3 separate regions of the Homo sapiens genome follow, and all the other regions are linked to region 3. A link is an interaction called in ENCODE POLR2A ChIA-PET data of the cell type or tissue named here. Cell type or tissue: OCI-LY7. All regions are shown on one strand. Region 1 overlaps LOC105370959 (a long non-coding RNA gene). Region 2 has its middle 75 kb from the start of NTRK3. Region 3 has its middle 65 kb from the start of MRPL46.

Evidence for each region. Peaks named below come from ENCODE experiments on the same cell type or tissue, not always from the same donor. Only the 100,000 strongest peaks of a DNase experiment are listed, where the experiment ranks them.
Region 1: POLR2A ChIA-PET joins it to region 3 with 16 read pairs; 3 of 35 experiments call an interaction of 5 or more read pairs at or near these places.
Region 2: POLR2A ChIA-PET joins it to region 3 with 10 read pairs; 2 of 35 experiments call an interaction of 5 or more read pairs at or near these places.

What each region holds. Positions count from the first base shown.
Region 1 is chr15:88,347,830-88,350,329 of GRCh38, forward strand. The region is part of intron 2 of LOC105370959 (a long non-coding RNA gene); the gene reads left to right. Among named protein-coding and RNA genes, the nearest start is that of NTRK3, 92 kb to the left of the region's middle. In OCI-LY7, CTCF peaks have their summits at 1,291 and 1,491; a DNase peak (open chromatin) is centred at 1,162; H3K4me3 peaks cover 1,072 bases; H3K27ac peaks cover 1,623 bases.
Region 2 is chr15:88,330,173-88,332,672 of GRCh38, forward strand. No RefSeq gene overlaps it. Among named protein-coding and RNA genes, the nearest start is that of NTRK3, 75 kb to the left of the region's middle. In OCI-LY7, CTCF peaks have their summits at 1,231 (motif pointing left) and 1,433; a DNase peak (open chromatin) is centred at 1,209.
Region 3 is chr15:88,401,446-88,403,945 of GRCh38, forward strand. No RefSeq gene overlaps it. Among named protein-coding and RNA genes, the nearest start is that of MRPL46, 65 kb to the right of the region's middle. RefSeq lists an enhancer at 1-1,815. In OCI-LY7, no CTCF peak of the experiment used is centred here; DNase peaks (open chromatin) are centred at 86, 406, 1,136 and 2,076; H3K4me3 peaks cover 2,402 bases; H3K27ac peaks cover 2,500 bases.

The DNA of each region.
Region 1 (2,500 bases), 54 kb before region 3:
TATCTGTTTTAGTCACTAATGTGTTCCCCGTAGCCAGCACAATGTTTGGCTCATAGTGGACACTCAGTAAAATAGGTGGCTGAGCATGGTGGCTCCTGCCTGTAATCCCAGCACTGAGAGGCCGAGGCAGGTGCATAACCTGAGGTCAGGAGTTCAAGACCAGCCTGGCCACATGGCAAAACCCCATCGCTACTAAAAAAATACAAAAATTAGCTGGGTGAGGTGGTGGGTACCTGTAATCCCAGCTACTTGGGAGGTTGAGGCAGGGAGAACTGCTTGAACCCAGGAGGTGGAGGCTGCAGTGAGCTGAGATTGCGCCACTGCACTCCAGCCTGAACGACAGAGTGAGACTCTGTCCCAAAAAATAAAATAAAATAGGTGCTGAGTGAACGAATGAATGAACAGTTCAGCAACAGCACCTTCAGCATATTCTGCCGTTTAGGTCACTGAGCTATGTCCCAGATCTCTCCTGAATGAGTATCTGGCTGATAGGTAGCCCATCTGGATGCGGATCTTGCAGTGCTCTGCTCTAGTTTTTGTGTTTGTCCTTTTTCCTCCTCTCTTGCTGAGTATCATGGACGGTGTATGCACAGCGCATTGCAAGTTAAGTGCTTTGTCCTTCTGAACCACACCTCCTTTTGGAAAACTCACAGCACATAGAGCAACAGGCATTATTTTTCTCAGCACTTTCAATCTTTCAATTCCATACAATTCTCTTCTTTCAATTCCATAACAATTGCACACCTTTTATTTCAGCAATTTAAAACGTTCACTGCGTTTGTATTCACTGGATACAATGAAATTAATGTTTGCAAAATACCTTGGAACTAAATAGAACCCCAGCAAGATTGCCACTAAGAGTTATGTGTCACTTAACCACGGGGATACATTCTGAGAAATGTGTCATTGGGTGATTTTGTCATTGTGTGAACATCACAGAGTGCACTTACACAAACCTAAATGGTCTAGCCTATTACACACCTAGCCTACTACACACACAAGAGGCTGTATGGTATAGCCTGTTGCTCCTAGGCAACAAGCCTGCACCGCATGCTCCTATGCCAAATACTGTAGGCAACTGTCACACAGTGGTAGGTATTTGTGTACCTAAACATAGAAAAGGTACAGTAAAAATACAGTCTTATATCTTATGGGACACACCTGTTTCCTGTTGTTACATGAAACTCTGTTATCTGGTGCATGACTGTACAACAAAGGACTCTATGGTCCAGACTAAAAGAACCTCACACTGCAACTACCACCACCTTTGGTGGGAGGCTGAGTTAATGTGATCTTGTTTTGTAGCTTTGTGTTGTTTCTATCTATAAAAGTTTGCAACTTGGAAATTCATAAGCAGAGAAGCTGTTTGTTTTAAAAATGTGTAGTTTGTTAGGTTTAATTATACTTATAAATTCAGAGTATTATCTCTTTTAATCTCTTTCCATTGTGTGTGTTCGAACAGTCTCATTTATTCATTTGTATTGAATTCTCAAGGTCTGGGGATAAAAAATTCTACTGAATATTGCTATAATTTGATTTGTCCCACACTGTGCTCTGTAGAGTGTTAATAGATGTTCCCACCTAAAAAAAAAATCTGTGATAAAATAAATTTAGGAACCCTGTCATACCTTGCTCTGATATACTTACAATGTGCATTATCATTTATAAGGTTCTGCTTAACCAATGTGTATTATCGCCTAAACTTTTTTTTTAACCTAGTGTTTCTTAAACTTGCCTGACCATAGAACTCTTTCTTAAATGTAACATTCAGTGTTCCAGTATTTTTAGGGAAATGCTGAACTATACATTTATCTGGCAGATTATAAATGTTTCTTGGAATCAAGATACTGGTGCAAAAATAAGCCAAAACCATGATTATAGCACTCCTGACAGAATATTGTCTTTGCAAAGCTCATTTCAGTCCTGGTGTGCAACACTTCAAACCAGCACAGTGACAGAAGACAACACCTGCTTGACATTCTGGAAAGGGTCCTCATTCTGTCTTGTTCAGGGATAACGAACACCTTTTCCCAGCAGGTGAAGCAGCATCTCAGCAATTGTTGCATTTTGTGGAAGGGAAACATGAGAAAATTCCAGCAGGTACAGGAAGGCTGGAAGCACTTGTTTTATTTTTTGAGTAGGTTCATCTTGGCTTGTGCACGTCTTAATCTGAGTAAGACAAATATTATTCACAGTGTAGGCGTGGCAGCTCAGGAGGACAATAATGGAAGCTCCAGTTTCACATTTTTTTTTATTTGGTGTACATTCTATGCATCAAAACTATATAGGATGTTTCAATGTTCTTTTGAGAGTTCAAGCTGAGAAAACTCCCGTGGTTGGTGCATCCCTGAAATACTAATCACCACACCAAAATTTTACAGAAGAGAGAGGAAAAGAAAGAGGGTGGTGGTGGGAGGGTAGGGGTGAGTGGTTATAAAGTTACAAAGCATTAGAATATTTCCTGAGTGTCAGGAATTTAAAATTAAAGGACTCAAACTTA
Region 2 (2,500 bases), 71 kb before region 3:
CAGAAGCACCTCTGTCCAAGGAAGGCATATGGCCTCATTTTAGGACTGCAGCAAGAGAAGATCCCTATGGTCTTAGATGACATCCTTTTTTTTTTCCAGCTTAATTATGGCTTCTGACAGACAGGGCTCAGCTAGTACAGAAATCTGCACCCCGAACTCACTGTCACAAAGATTCCAGCCAGACAGACCTGGGGACACATTTCCCTTGGACTGAGGCTGGAAGACAGAGACTTTTTAATTAGAATTTGTTATTAATGGGAAGTGCTGCAAATTAAAACTAGGCCTCCTCCCTCTCCCTCCTGCGTTCCCCACTATATTTATCTCTGATCTCAATTAGAAAGTTCAGGGACTCGCTGCTGAATAGAATGTGTGGATATGAAAGCTTCTGGAGACACCAGAAAGAGGGTGAAGGCGTGGAAGGAGAGAATGGAAAGTGGAGGCTGGGGAGGGGGCGATGGGTGTCGCTGAGACAGGGTGGGAAGGACCGGGATCACACCCCGTGCCTGAGCTGTGAAACGTGCCCTGGAACTGCCCCAGGAAAAGCCTCCTAGGGCTTTTCTCTAACACTGGTGACAAATGTCTCCACTCCTTGAAGAGGGAATAACTAGTCACTAACACAGATGAGACATCAGAGGTGGCTACACTCTGAAAGAGACTTTTTTCAGGGAGAGTTAGAGAGACATTCAGTTTGGTTTGGTTTATACATTTTCAAATGGAAACCAATCTGATTTTTCCCTATTGTAAAGATAAGACATGCTTTTTTATTTTTAAAACCCCCACATTACAGATAAGGTTAAAGTAAAAATCATTTGAAATCTCACCAACCTAAAGATCTACGCTGTTCATAGTTTTGGTGAACATCCGGCTTGCTATCTGTCTCTGTCTCTGTCTCACACAATTTAATATCTTTGGGATAATGCTATATATATGAAATGTCCCGAGGCATGCTTTTCCCTCGACAAAATACATTGTGAGATATCTTTCTATATCAACCAACATAAATCTATGTCAAAATTTTTAATGGCTACATGGCATTCCAATATATGGACGTATCATAATTTATTTAACCAGGCCCATCTTGGTGGTCATTTAGGCTGCTTCCAAGGTGCATTCTTACAAACAGATCTGTGCCTTCCCTTTAACAGAGCAGAGCTGGGACTGCACCACAACGCTACCTCCATCCCTCCGCAACTGGGCCGTGGGACTTCCCAGGGTCCAACAGCGCCATCTATGGGCCGGAAGACCCCCGAGCGATAGCATTTTCTCAGCGACCTCTTTGTCTACCCAAGAAACTAAATGTGGGCCCTCCCACCCCAATCCATTGGCCTAGAGCTGTGGAAAGCTGCATGATCAGCAGAATTAGAACAATAAACAAACTTCCCCTTGTGCCATAAATCCTTTTGGGGACCTTCAGATGGACAATAACCCTAGTTTAGCACACTCAATATGGTTTGCTATTATTATTCTTCCAGTCATGAGATGATATTTGGAAACATGATTATGATCATCCAATTCCACCTAAAAAAGAGAGAGAGGGAGAGAGCTTCAGAGCTGCCCAGCCTGGGAGAAAGTCGTGATGCCTCCCCTTCTAGCTGCAGCACAGAGGACAAGTGACTTGGCCTGAGTCTCACTTTACTCATTTGAAAATGGTAGTAATGATACCTCCCTTGCAGGTTTGCTTGAGATTACAAATAATGTATTGAAATACTCAGATCATAGTAAGTGTAATGGTAATTTTAACAATAATTACTAGCATTAGTAATAATAGCAAAATACTATGTTTGTATTAATAATAAATTTCTCTCTATCATGCCTCCTGCTAGTCTTACAGGGCATATGTACAAGACACATGCCCTGCCTTCAAGGTAGGCTCAGATCTCTCTACAGGCAACTCTCCTAGGAAGCAGATCCTTCAGGAGGCACAAGGTGGCTGTGAAAGAGGCGGCACAGAGCATAGAATGAAAGGAACCCACAGCACAATGAGGGAAATTTAGGAATCAGCATGGAAAGCAACTTAAAGCTCATGAGGTCCAACCGCCTGTTCCCACACTTGAATCAAAGCCAGCTCCAACAGGTCTGGTCTATTCACCTTACTCCAGGGATGAGTCCCAACCACACTAGTGAGGCCAACTTCCCCTCTGCCAATAGCTCAGTTAGAAAATGCTCCTGCTCAAACTTGAGGAAGTGCTTAGGGCAGGCTTTCTAGACTGTCAGGATGATTGAAGGCAGACCTCCCAGAGAAGAGAGATTGGGGGGTTATAATGCAGGGTAAGTGAACATGGTCTTGGGTGGTTTGGGTTGTCATCTGCCAAGGGCAAGGACTGGTCTTGATGACCAGATGACCTCCTGGCCACACCAGCTTTGTGTCCCACATTTTATGCACATGTAGTACATGACCTGTGTTTCCAACCCAGGCTGAGGTCCAACTACTGCTGAGGACCTCAGAGCACACTCATGACAGCCATCATGGTGCTGAGGGCAGAGTGAAGGATGGAGATGG
Region 3 (2,500 bases):
CTGTCCTAGTCTGTAAAGCAGAGCTAATAAGCCCCAGCCCCTGGAGAAGGGTGTAACGACAAAACAAGATTTATGCAAAGTACCTGGCACACAATGGGTGTTCACCCAGTGCCAACGCCCTCCTCTCTCCTCCCCTTTGACGACAAGCTGTGCTAAAACAGGCCTCCTACTATATAAGGAATAAGCAATGTTTTAAAACCACTCAAAATGTTCAACTGTTGCCAAAAGATGCTACGGAGCTCTCCCTAAGCCCGTGGCCCACCCTAAATGTAACAGGCCCATGTTTACAAACCCAAATCCATGCATCTCAGAGGCTCCCACACATATCCTAGCTGTCCCTCCTCAGAACTCCGTTTGGACAGTCTCTGGCAGCATCACCGGCAGCTGCTGCCTCTCTGGGTGTTCCTGCCACTCAGCCTGGGCCCCCGGCAGCTACTCATGTGTGGGAGAGCAAGACGGAATCAGAAGACCCTTCTGCCACCTGAAGACCGCCAGGGCTCCTGGCTGGAGAGTTCAGGCCAGGGCTCTGGAACCAAGATGTAAGAAACTCCAGCAGCTAAGAGCTGGGGAGCTGAGCATAAGCCATAGCTCTGGCCCCGTCTTTATCTTTCTGTCCTTCACTCTTGTTCTGTGTGCACTCAGACTCACACAGCCGGCCTCTCATCTTCCTACAACTCAGATATCCTGAAACAATCCAATCACACTGAACACAGCCCAGAACCAGGAAGGAACACAGGCTCCTTGACTGGACAGAACATAGGCAGGGCTGATGCTCTAAAGCTCACGCAGCTTGCACAAAGGAGAGCAACACAGCCCTCGCTTGGACCCTATTTATCCTTCCTTACAGCACTGGTTCTCAAACTTTAGGGACATCTGAATCACCAGGACAGCTTGTTAAATACATGGTCCCACCCCCAGAGTTTCTGATTCAGCAGGTCCGGGACGGGGCCCAAGAACTGGCATTTCTGACAAGTTCCCAGGTGGAGCTGCTGCTGCTGGGGTAGGGGCTGCACTTTACAGAGCGCTGCTTTACAGCTTGGATAAGCCAAGCCAACTGAGTCAGTACCTGATTAGAATGGAATCGCTGAGCCTGTGAGTGTTGGGGGCGGGGCAGATGCTGATAGTGGTGAGGCCTGCCAATGCCAGGCTTACTGACAGCTGCAGGAAGTGACAGTTGACAGCCCGAGAGCACAGAAAGAGACAGCAAACTATAAAAAGCAGACATAAGAACTCAAAAAGCAAAGCAGTCTGAAGCCATCTCAGTGCAATAAAATTATTACATACCCCCAAATAAATCCTGAGGAAGCCCTCTCTCTAAGCATCCTACTGGCATGTCAGTCATAGCGAAAGACCCTGAAATATGACGAAAGCGATACTTACGCTGCTTAGGAGGGCAGGGAAATATATAATTAATTTTCTAAAAATCAACATCTAATTTGTTGGCAATAAAATCTTCTGGGTGTTTAATGGATGATAAACTTGGCAATATGGAAGTTTTTTCTCTGTGGACTAATTTATTTACTCAGTTACCTAGAATTTTACTTCGTGTGTACATCTGTCGCGTGCACCTGTGTGTACATGTGCACCCACATGTACACACAAGTATATATTTTGTATAAATGCATTCACTACCACTAATTATTGCTACCCATTCTCAGGTCTCATCTTAAGCACTCTTTAATCCTTAATCATTCTGGCCAAGTTAGGTCCCCAACTGAAGCTCTTTTAGATGGACTATTGCATCTTTAATTGCTCCAACTCTGTCTTCCTCGCCACACTGTGAGGAAATAGGGTCATGACTGCCTGTTTTCCAGCCATTTCCCTAATAGAGTAGAACATAGTAGGTGCTCAGTACATAGATGTGACTGCAGGATTATTCACATACTTGCTGATTTCATGCACTCACCCCCCCCACCCCGCCCCCAACACACACACACGATCTCCATTACAAAGACAAAGAAAATGTAGGTCGAGGAGCATAAGTGCATGCTTGGAGGCAGCCCCACTCTGCAAGCTAGTGTAAGTTGTGCTTATTCCTGTTAGCAAAGGATCTCAGCAGTCCTCTGGAGACAACACGGTCTCTCTCAGCTCCTGGTTTTCATCAGGATTTGCATATTCTGGGCAAGGCGGGGACATGAAGGAGGGTGCACACTCAATTAGATCCTTCCTCTCCAAGTCTCCACCCCTTGACTGTTCCTAATGAAGCCATCTTGTATCCCTCCGTCCCTCACACCCACCACCAATACACACACCCTCTTCATTTTCTCACCAGACTCATCACCCTGAGAAGGTCGGGGCGCTGCACTCTGCCCAGAACACCAGCAGATCGAAAATGAAGCACAAAACCGACTTAAGAAGAGAAAACCGTATTTTCCATAATTGATTCATCTGCCTGTAAATAAAGAGCATTAATGAGAATCAGCCTGAGCTAATCATTAGCAGGAACCCCCTGTGGGCTAGTGGGGGAAGGTGGGGAGAATCGGCTCCTGCCTCACATAGC